2 separate regions of the Mus musculus genome follow, and region 1 is linked to region 2. Evidence: chromatin contacts called from ENCODE Hi-C data. All regions are on one chromosome and are shown on one strand. Each heading gives the region's core, a stretch centred on a gene start or an enhancer-like site at or near the end of the contact. The rest is flanking DNA. Distances are from core to core; before and after follow the strand shown. Region 1 overlaps Atp6ap1l (ATPase, H+ transporting, lysosomal accessory protein 1-like). Region 2 holds the start of Vcan (versican).

What was found. Hi-C counts contacts between places; a loop is a spot of excess contacts on that map.
Region 1: a loop to region 2 is called in a map of heart, with 15 times the contacts of the local background. The contact joins the enhancer-like site here to the promoter of Vcan in region 2. A Hi-C loop is called at or near these places in 2 of 37 maps with a recorded cell type or tissue (heart and left cerebral cortex).

What each region holds. Positions count from the first base shown.
Region 1 is chr13:90,883,773-90,889,747 of GRCm38, reverse strand. It overlaps Atp6ap1l (ATPase, H+ transporting, lysosomal accessory protein 1-like), which reads left to right. Exons shown (of 7, transcript NM_001145879.1): 6 at 2,954-3,194; 7 at 5,895-5,975. Among named protein-coding and RNA genes, the nearest start is that of Atp6ap1l, 19 kb to the left of the region's middle. Within about 2 kb of position 3,572, at least 1 of the 3 ENCODE cell types and tissues checked has a DNase peak (open chromatin) inside an H3K27ac peak, as active enhancers do; it is heart, where a contact is called at or near this core.
Region 2 is chr13:89,739,704-89,744,835 of GRCm38, reverse strand. It overlaps Vcan (versican), which reads left to right and starts at 2,324. Exons shown (of 15, transcript NM_001081249.1): 1 at 2,324-2,763. All of the region lies in intron 1 of Gm4117 (a long non-coding RNA gene), which reads right to left.

The DNA of each region.
Region 1 (5,975 bases), core at 2,323-4,822, 1.1 Mb before region 2:
TTCATCAGGGGATGCTAAGGCAGGCACTCTCTCCTCTCCGGAGCTCTGTTCTGTGGTACGCATTGGCCATGTAGAAATACTTATGAGTCTCCAATAAAAGTTTCTGTATTCAGGCTTGTTTGAGAGTGACTACACACCCCACCTTTCTCTCAAAAACTCACAGCATAACTATTTATTCAAACACCCCAAAAGATAAGTTTTTAAGGAAAACTGCCTTCTTATAACTAATTCAGTGTATCTGGGTTTGACCACGAACAGCTTTGTCCCTCAGGACAACTGCCCCCATACCATAGGATGCTAGTGCTTCACAGAGCATAAACTAGAACATGCACACTACCATCCTTCAGAGAAATATTCTCCTGATTGTTGGTAATTAACCTGAGGCCTTGTGCTTGCTAGATAAGCACTCTAACATTAAGCTACATGCTCAGCCCTTCAAAGAATCTTCATGAGGAAACAGAATCCACTAGGTAACTGTACTGGCTAGTTTTGTGTCAACTTGACACAGCTGGAGTTATCACAGCTGGGACCCACCATCCCTAGGCTGGCAGTCTTGGGTTCTATAAGAGAGCAGGCTGAGCAAGCCAGGGGAAGCAAGCCAGTAAGGAACATCCCTCCATGGCCTCTGCATCAGCTCCTGCTTCCTGACCTGCTTGAGTTCCAGTCCTGACTTCCTTTGGTGATGAATAGCAGTATGGAAGTGTAAGCTGAATAAACCCTTTCCTCCCCAACTTGTTTCTTGGTCATGATGTTTGTTCAGGAATAGAAACCCTGACTAAGACAGTAACCGAACAGATGTGCGCATTTGATTTAGAAACATGAAGCACCTTTGATTTGTAATGGCACTGTTCCCCAACTAGAAAATACCCTTGTAAATTCTCCTCTTTTCCCTCCTCTGCTCCCCCTCCTCCTCTTTTTCCATCTCTCCCTCCTCCCCTCTTCCTCTTCCCCCTCCCCTTCTGCCCCCTCTTCCCCCTCATTTACTCCTCCTCTTCCCCCTCCTTTCCCTCCTCTTCTTTCCCCTTTTCCCCTGCTCCTCCTCCCCATCCTCCTCCCTCTCTTCCTCTCCCTCTTCTTCTCCCCCCTCCTCCCCTCCTTTTCCTTCTCCTCCTCCTCTTCAGGTAGGATAAAGGTATGTGACATTTATATCCATAATCCCTCTATGTCTTACCATTTGAGTCCCTTGCCCAACTTTCATCTGCCTATCCTCTCTCCTTAAAAGCCTTTCTGACCAAAGAGGGCTGTGCTATGGTTGTTTTTTTGTTAACATGACACAAAGCTAGACATAATTGAGCAGAGGGAACCACAAATGAGAAAAGGCACTCTCCTTAAGGGTGGTCTGTGGGCAAGGCTCCTTAGTGATTGATGTGGGAGGGCCCAGCCATCACTGGGCTGGTGGTCCTGGGTTCTACAAGGAAGCAGGCTGAGCAAGCCATGGGGAGCAAGCTAGTAAACAGCATACTTCCACGGCCTCTGCATCAGTTCCTGTCACCAGGTTCCCAACTTGCTAGAGTTCCTGCCTTGATTTACCTCAGTGCTGTGTGGTTATCCGGGAAGTTACCTCCCCAAGTTGATTCATGGTGTTTCTTATCATAGCGTTAGAAACCCCAACTGTAAAGTTTATACTTACTATGCTTAGAAGACCAAAAAGCAAAAAAAAAAAAAAAATGCTTCTAGCACATAAGTCCCTTGTAACTTGCACAAGCTGTACCCTAGCAGTCCCCTCCCCTTTCTCCAGACATTGAAGACTATTCCTAAATTGACTGAGCTTGTAAAATTTGCTGTTCTAGAAAGACGGTGGGCCATAAAACTAGCTGCTCTTCCCGCTTTCATAATCAAACTTGCTTACTCTGCTGAAAAAGATGACTAGGGCAACTGTAAGACATATATTTTAAAATTAGAGCCTGCCTACACAGACAGATGCATGTAGTCTGGTGGGTTTTGACTTTGTAAGCCTTGGCCTGACATGACTAGGGGCTGCATCTTGGGATGGCTCTCAGGTGCAGTCCTGGCCCCACCCTGGGTGTCAGTCCTTAAATGAAAAGACTCTGGTTATCAAAGTATATTTTTGGTCATGGTGAATCTCTAGTGAGCCCAGACCCCTCACCCTAACAGACTGGGCTGACTGCATCCCATCCGTGTCATGGAGAGTATCAACACCCTAGCCTCTACCTAGAATTAGATTGTTCAGAAGTGTTCTTTCTACCTCAGCTCCCAGGACTCTCCATGAACACAAATAGAATAAGGAGAATCCACGAGAACAGAAAGATCAGAAATATTGAGCTATAAGAACAAGAAAATAATTGATAATTCAACCAGTATTTCCAATTACTACCAATGTTCTAAGTCTGTCAGTCTTGAAATTTTCTATGTAATGTCTCATCTTTTAAAATAAAATTATCATGAATACACTATACTTTTTCATGACTAGAGAATGTTCCACGTTAATCGTTAGTGGTGAGGGTGATGGTCTCAGGTTGAATCTGACAGGCAGTTTAAACACAACATAGGAGAGAAACTAGGCAAGTGGTTTTGTCCCCCTAGACTCAATTCCTCATATATGACACTGGGATAATGTAAGAAACCTATTGCTATTATTTTATGACTAATTCTGTGTTAATATACACCTAAGTTTTAATTAAATTTGATAATGAACATAACATGCAATAATATACATACAATTTGATTCTTAGAAAAGAAAATAAAAAAGCGCCCTCCCACTTCGTCCCTGGAGGATTTTTGTATTATTCTTTTTCTTGTTCCCAATCATGTGCCTTCTTACCAACCTGGCTCTGGTTTGGCTCCGGAAAAGCCTCTTCCCAATTCCACAGCCTGACAAAAGAGGGCGCCATTGTACTGTTCACGGATGACGCCCGGCTTGAGACAGTTAAAAAAAAAAAAAAAAAAAAAAAAAAAACGCTCCAGCTAACACTTAATGTTCGATCCTTTTCAGGTTCACCCTAACCAATTACAACAAGCTGGCCAGCCAGAGTTGGTTTAGTTTACACCGCGTCGAGATAATCTTCAACAATTCGGTGCAAGCAACTTTTAACGCAACCGGTATATATGCTCTGTCAACTTACTCCTACCGCTGCCAACGGGTCAGCAGCCTGCGGCGGAATGATGCCCTACTGTTGCTTAGCAGCTCAGATGATGTGACAAGCCTGTGGGAGGTCACGTTTATTGATTTCCAGGTAATAAACTAAAACGCACTCTTTACTTGGTGCCAAAGAAACTCAGTTGAAGTAACCCAAAACAGGACGCTTAAGGAAGAGTGTCCGTGCAGTACCTTTAAGGTAGTGTTGGTTTATTCTGGATCTTCTGAGGTGTGAGATGGAGCAGGGTGGAGAGTTTCTTCTGCCTGAGCCCTCCAGGGCTCGCGTTTACTTTCCTGTTTACCCACTTCCCAGGTACTTATCTAAACCCTAGTGCAGCTGTGGCTGAAGCCCGGTGACTGACATTTCCTGGGCCCAGAGCTCTGTGAGGAGAGCCCTTCTGGGAGTAAACAGCGATCTTATCAGGGCAGATTAGAAGTACATCTGAAGTGGGAAAGACAGTGTTGACAGTTAGCCTGGGAATGGAATCGTCAGCCATCAAAAATAGCCCAGAGAGCTTGAAAACCTGGGAGAAACACATGTGAGCATGACAGGCGCCTTTGCAGTCAGCGTCCCAGCTGAGAGACATTCTCTCAAGTCCCTCTAATCTTGTTTACCTGCGGCCTGTCTTACTCACTGAAGCAGCATGCATGGCATTGCACATCCCTTATAAGGGCATGCATGTTCCCGCTTGTTCTTTATTTACATGGGTGTATAGATTCATGTCTATTTCTCTCAGCTTGGAGGAGGCATAGCGTTGATGAAAGGCCAAGGGAAGATGGGAATAACACGCATTTTGGAGTCAGGCAGATAGGAGTTTAAAATCGCTCCTCTACCACATGGCTAGGTTACTTCACCTTGTCCATATATGTCCTGTCTTCATCCATGTAGAAAGTAGGTGACTTCGTATGTGTGCAATACTCAGGACCATTCCAGGCATGGAATGACAGTGGCACTTATACCAGCATGTGCTAGTGGTTAAGACGGCCCATTTTATGTTATGTACATTTTGTAGCCGAAATAATAAAACAAACACTTGCTCAAAGACCAGGGATGGGGGTTTCGAATGAAGGAAAGGAAGAGAGGTCAGAGGAGGACTTTGCAGCCACCAGGGACGACTGGTTCGCAGACTCACAGGATTTGACTTCTGTGCTGGCTGAGCAAGGCTTTGAGGCTTTGGAGCAGCAGCAGAAGGGAGGAGCACCCCAGTACGTATTCACAGGGCCCCCCCCCCCCCGAGGCCCCAGAGAACTTGCTGTAAGACGCACATCCCTCCTCAGGATTGTGTAACCTGCACGCGTGAAACTGCCTTCCTCACAGTGAATGGCATGCTAGCTTTGTGGAAGCACCAAGAATGTAAACAGAAGCATGGATGCAAGCTCAGGCCAGGGGAGAGGAATGTCCGCAGGAGAGTGCTGTCCACTCTGCAGGTTTGCTGGCATTTCTTGTAGAATAAACATTTGTCCCTTGGTAGGCCCAAGAGAGTGGTTGCAGACCCTAATTCCTTCCATGGTTACCAAAGCCACGAATTCTCAAGCCCCTTATATACAATGGCATGGTATTTGCATATGACCCACATACAGCCTTCTATGGTAGTGACAAGGAAAGAGATAGACAATACCAAAAGCTGTGGAGTCGTATGAAGCCACATGTGTATGAAACCAGGTTTTTCATGTGTAAATTTTATTACCACACGCTTTCTGCTGTGTGACTCCAGGTGAGTTACAGAACTTTCCCGAGCCCCAGGCTCTTCTTTAAGCTACAGTAAAATAGTCACTTGCCCATGGGCTGCTATGAAGACTCTGTTGGGTCAGCAGTATCTGGTATATAAAAAGCCTTCAGTGTGTGCCTCAGTTTGGGTTTTTACCACGCCAGGACTCATGTCCTCCCTGAGAGATGCTTTCCAACCACTCCCTGTCAATGACATCACACACCATACTTACCAAACCCAGAGCTTCCTTGGAGTTAGAGACATAGCAGACATGCTATTTTATATGAATTCAAATAGTTCTAAAAATCAGATTAAAAGAAGTTTCGTTTCAGTTTTAGTTGTCACAGCTGATCCATCCCAGAATGGTTGGTCAGTTTTCTTTGCAAATCAAGTTTCCAGCCAGGGATGATGGCTCCTGTCTATGATTCCAGCACACATGGATCTGAAGCAGGGGAAAGACAGTGAGTTTGAGGCCAGCCTGTGCTATACTGTGAGCTCTCAAAACAGACAAAACTTCATTGTCTGAGTAAGCAGAATCATATTTATCAGATTACGTACTCCAACTATCCTACAATAGGGTGTGAAATGTGTCCTAGCTCCTTTTCTCATTTTCTTGCTACAGTATCCTGATGTAAAGATTATTTAAGGGAGAAACACTTTATTTGACTCACAATTCTAGGTTCCAGCCCATCAGTACAGTAAGTCAAGGCAGCACAAACTTGAAGCAAACAGCTACATCCATAGTCGAGAGCATAGCTGCATGCATACCTAGACCTCAGCTCACTTACTTGGTGTTTATACAGTCTGGGATGTGAGCCTAGGGATGGTGCCACCTGCAGTGGGCTCGATCTTCACACATTATATTTGCATAATCAAGATGTTCCCTTGCCCCTAGACATGCCCACAGAGAATCTGATATAGTCCTTCTCTGACATTCTCTTCTTAGGTGGTTCCAGTTATGGAAAGTTGGTAATGAAAACTAACCACAGCATGTAAAATTTGGTGAATTGGGTCCCAGAACCACTAACACAATGTGAATTGACACTTGGAGGGAATGCATGGGTTTCTTCTTTTCTTTGTGTGCACAGATCCAAGGCTTCTCCATCAAGGGGGCACAGTTTGCTCAGGCCCGAGACTGCAGCTCTTCCTTCTCACCGGCTATTCTGATC
Region 2 (5,132 bases), core at 1,075-3,574:
TCATTTGTTATTTGACAATTTTAAAAGGTACTTAATTTTCTAAATAATAACTTTGGGAGCCAAGGTAGTGGCTTGACTTGCACAAAGATCATCACTGTTTTTTCATCCCTTAGAAAGTTGATCCTGCCTAAGAAAGTGCCTTTGCACTGGATACCACGTGTTTTGTAGATGATATGAGGGAGGGACTATGGATGATTACCAGCTAAGGAAATAAAGTTAAAAAAAAAAAAAAAAAGGAAACCAGGTAAAACCCACACATTTGACAAGACAAAGTAAAACATCTCACAATAAAAACGTATCCAATCAATGACTTTTTATGATTTCCCATCATGTGTACATGATGCTTGCAGTAAATACTGATCATTATCATGTCTGGGAAACATGTAGCAATCTATTACTAGTTTGCTTCTGCCCTACTTCTTTGTAGACTTGTTTATTCAAGTGTATTGTGAAGGGAGAATAGGATAACAGAGAGTTGATAAGCTTTTAGGCCAATGATCTGTCGCAAAGTAGCCTTGGGCAAACCACTTAACTGTAAAACTCAAACTAGGTTCACTTGAATTTAAGAAATAAATTAATGATAATAACTTGAAGCGTTTCAGAGAAAAAATCTATCTACCCCAATGCCTGGAATATAAATAATAATGGAAATTCATTATATTTTATTTTTCTTCTTTCTGAATGAATTCCTATTGATTCAAGAGCTGTGTTCTGATAAGCATCTCTGGTCTGTGCAAGCTTGGGGTGAGTCTCTTTCCATACCTGGTTGTGTTGGCATGTTAAATGCAGTGACTGAAGTCTGATGTCAAGATGTGGCTCTCATTCTGCACAATATATGGGATGAAATTTCAGTTTTAGTAATGGCAGTACAATCGTCGCATAAAGGTTAAATAAGTCACTGTAAGCCAAACTGATTTCGAAATGGCCCGTAGTACAGTTAAGTCACTCACTACAGTGAGTGTAAGTAAAAGGACACATGAAATACACACCGGGGGATGAAATTGTACTGATAATCCTACCACATGTTTATCACTTAAGATCTATGATCATATTGAATCTACAAACCTTAGAAAAGGAGCCCACATGCAGAAGGGTCTAGGTTACAACTTTAGAACTGTGGTTGGCAGCCAATCTAATTAAAGAAATCCAGGGTAAAGACAAACTCTCTGCGTTAATCACTACCGTTTCTGAAGCCCTGTGTTTGATGTCATTCTCTAAGCAAAACATTCAGAGTCAATAATTACAAGGATATTTCCATATTGGTGTAGGAGGAAAAGTTTGTAATTGTTTCAGTACCCTGAGAGTTACTTCGACATGTCTTGCGAACTTATTTTGTCCTCTCTCTAGAAACTCATACTAGACTTCAACGTAACGGAAAATTCAAAGTCGCCCTTTTGTGAGGGTCAGAAATCCTTTGTATTAACTGTTTGACCCTTTGCTCTTTAAGGTCCTAATGGAGTCTTTTGTGATTCAGTGAAGGGTGTGCTTCTCTATATTGATGTTGTTTACATCGATGGATAAGCCTGAGTAGGGGAAAAAAAAAATTGCGAACGTGAAAGATTCCATTTCCAGACAACATGGAAAGACTGGTAAGTCAAAGAAATCTGAGTTAGGCAGAAAATTCTGCAAGATATCCTGTGAAAGACAGAGGTATGGAAGAAGGAAGGAAGCGAAATACATTTAAGGAAAGACGCGGATTTGTGTCAGAGAAAGGATTCTCTTTGAATGGGACAAGGGATTGCTTGGGGGGATTTCCTGTCCAACCCTTTATTGCCAGGGTCTTTGTGTAGGGCCTGATGCCGCGGGCTCCCCATTGGGCAGTTCCCTAGGGAGAGCAGTCACGAAAAGCTTTTGCGTCTCCCTGGGGCTTGGGATCTCACTTTCTCAGTATCTCTTTCAGGTTGGCAGGAGCATTGAGCCTGACACCTCTTCTGATGGGACGAGCAAGCTCCGTGGTCGCATTAAACACATTATACGCAAGTTCTTGGCTGATGTTATAGAGTCCCGTCCGCTCCTAAGGACTGACCATACTTAATTGCTCTGTGCTTGCTGGCCGCAGCAGAGCCTGGGGACTCCTTTCCCCTAATTCAGAAGTAGCAGCCCAGGGCGGGGAAGAGGGGGTGGGGTGGGGATGGGTGGGAAGGCAGTTGTTTGAGACTGCACAGCGAGGTGGTACCGAGTCGTTGAATGAGGAGCACGGATTCCCCCCACCCCCAGCCGATTGGTACTTCTCATCAGGAAGAAACGCTGAGAGGTGGGAGTGCCTGGCCAGGGAGGCAGGCGGTCCCTACCGCAGGCTGAGGGAGCTCCTTTCCGCCCCTCCGCCTGTTTCCAAGCTTGGGCTCTTTGGAGTGACTGAGCTACGGAGCTCTTCAGGAGCCTGTGAATGAACCCTCCTCCTCCTCTCCCTCCTCCTTCTCGCTGAGTCTCCTCCTCGGCTCTGACGGTACAGTGATATAATGACGGTGGGTGTCACAACCCGCATTTGAACTTGCAGGCGAGCTGCCCCGAGCCTTTCTGGGCGAAGAACTCAAGGAGCGCGGGCGCAGCAGCTGTGAGCATTAGGTGCTGTGGCCAAGCGCTGGGACAAGGATCTGCCGCTACCAGCGCATCCTCTCTCCTCTCCAGCTCTGTCCCGCACTCGCTGCACCCTTCCCCAGGCCACCGCGCTTCCTATGTGATCTTCCGGGGCAACGCGGAGCCCTTTCTCACAGCTCAGCAGTGAATTTCCACCCCGAAAACTGCAGTAAGCCGCCTTTCAAGGTAATCACTTTTCTTTTGTTCCCCCATTTAAAAGAAAGAGGGAAAACTTGTTGGGAAAAGAAAACCGTCCAGCTTAGTAGGGGGAAAGACTCACATTGTAATTGGAAGAGGGCTTTAATTAAAGCCAAGAGGACTAGCTGTAAGGCGAAGTTAGAAAAATGTGCGCACTTTCAAACATGAAGGTAACTTGTTAAAGAGATGAATTCAGATAGACCTTGGTGCTGAAAAAGAGCTAGACAAAAGAAGTCCGGGGTGGGGTAGAGGAAAAGGACAAACCGAATAGGGGGAAGGGATTTTGTAGCGAAATCCTAGAAAAGTCCTGCTATCTTGAGTTGGAGGAATGGAATGGACTCCTCACACCTTGATTTTGTTCTCTTTAAAGTGGTCGAGGCAAAAGTTTGAATGGAGAGTCCCCAAACTTGCCCAAATGCAAGCCCCTGAAACCACCTTAGGGCAGACCACCTGGTTTCCTGGCTCCGTGTGTGTGGTCAGTATCTTTGGTTCCTGGAAAGTCACCTCTGGGCAGCTCCTGACAAGGCAGCAGGATACTTTAGCGGCCCAGGACCTGCACGGACATGACCCTTTCCCCCAACCCCTCAGGCAATGTGGGAGGCTATCTGGCAGGGGTTGGGTAGGGTCCTGGGGCTGCTTTTCTTTGATGACTTGAGGGCTGTCAAAGCTCTCTCACGTTGCCCCTGTGTTCTTTTGTCCTGCGCGTGGTGCTCCCGAGCCAGCCGGGAAGGCGCATTGGATGGGGGTGGGGTTGTTGGAACACCGTAGAGGTCTGGGAGGCTCCTGGGCGGGAAAGCTTTCCCTGAACTGGAGGGGTGTGCAGTATCTCCCCCCTCGCTCTGGAAAACGAAATGAAGGCTTGTCCCCCAATCTTTACTAGCAAACCAGGACCCATAGATTCTCCAGACAAAGGTGGCGTGGAGACTCGAGTTGGGGACCAATTGGTGCAGTCTTCTCGCCTGGATTACAGCAGTCCTCTGTTCCCTTCTGTATCTTCATCCGCTCCCATTTCTCCACTTGAGTTGAGCAACTTTACGGGCTGGTGGAGTGGTTGTGGAGAGTGCGTGCCGGGTTTCCCCGGGGACGCCCTGGCTGAGAAAGTCCTACTGCCCTGAGTAGGCGTGGGCATTGCAGAGACTTCTCTAGTGCCTGCAGACCCGGGACATCCCGGTTGTCTCGGTTTGTTCTCGGTGTCAATGGGCGTGGACTGCTCAGAGGGGTTAGACAGAAGAAATAGTGGTAAGAAAATAATGTCATAGCCTAAACTATTTGCTCTCGGATCCAACTACGTTCGCCTCCGCATGTCCTACGTGTTCTCGGGATCCCGAGGAAAGGGAAAGAAATCTCCCCCGAGGCTGCAGGGCAATACTGCCTCAAGTACACCCACAGTGGAGACTCGCTATCTGTGTTCCCTCATCTTTGTGTCTCTTTCTCAGTCTCCATCTTCTCTGTCTTCTCTTTCCCCTTTCTACCTCCTCTGCGCTTTTGCGTCCCCTCCCCCACGGCTCACAAATGAATGGCTAGTGTGAAGTCCCTTCCGTCTCTGTCCAAGGAGGCAGGCCCAGAGGGAGGAGCAAGGGCGGGGGGTGGGGGGGGGCGGAGGCGGTGCGCTCCTTAAGATCTGCTTGCAGTTGGGTGTTTCGGACTAGCAGAACCCAGATGTCTAGGAATAGGGAGTTTTGTAGTAGGCGTGGGCTCCCCCTGATGGAAGAATTCAGCACAAGCGGAAAATAGGGCCAGAAAACCACTTTCATATCCTTTGGTTCAAAGAGAAGACCCAGTTCTCCTTTAATAGTCAGTTTTCCACTTCAGAATCTGGAAAGTGAGTCTTTGGGGTTTGGAGGAGACAAAAAGAAGGGAATTTGGTCTTCCCCAAAACACGGGCTCCTTTTCTTTCATCCGCGTGGCTTCCCGCGGCGCTCTGGGAGGCGCCTGCAGCTGGGCGGACTCACAACGCTGGTGACAGAGTCAGGTTTGTAGTTTCCTGACGTGCAATTTACTCATCATTAAGAAAAGTAATAAAGGCACTTGCTTTGGCAAATTTCGCTAAGGTCCTTGGTCACAATGCTAGGACTCTGTTCCAGGCTATTGTAAAAGAACCCCCCCTCCCCCCACTCCTCATCCCAAACTTAACTTTCTCAACATCAGGACAGGCGTTGCACATGGAAACTGGGAAGAAGGCGGGCGCCTAGAGGCAGAGGAAAAGAGTTTTTCCACTGGGAAAGAGTGGGACAATGGAGGGTCGGCGGATAAAGAAAAAAGAAAACGAAACAGATGGATGCAATAGCCAGGAGCCGGAAGAACTCGTTTCGAAATTTTGTTCTCACTTTCGTGTCTGTTATGCGGAAAACGATAAT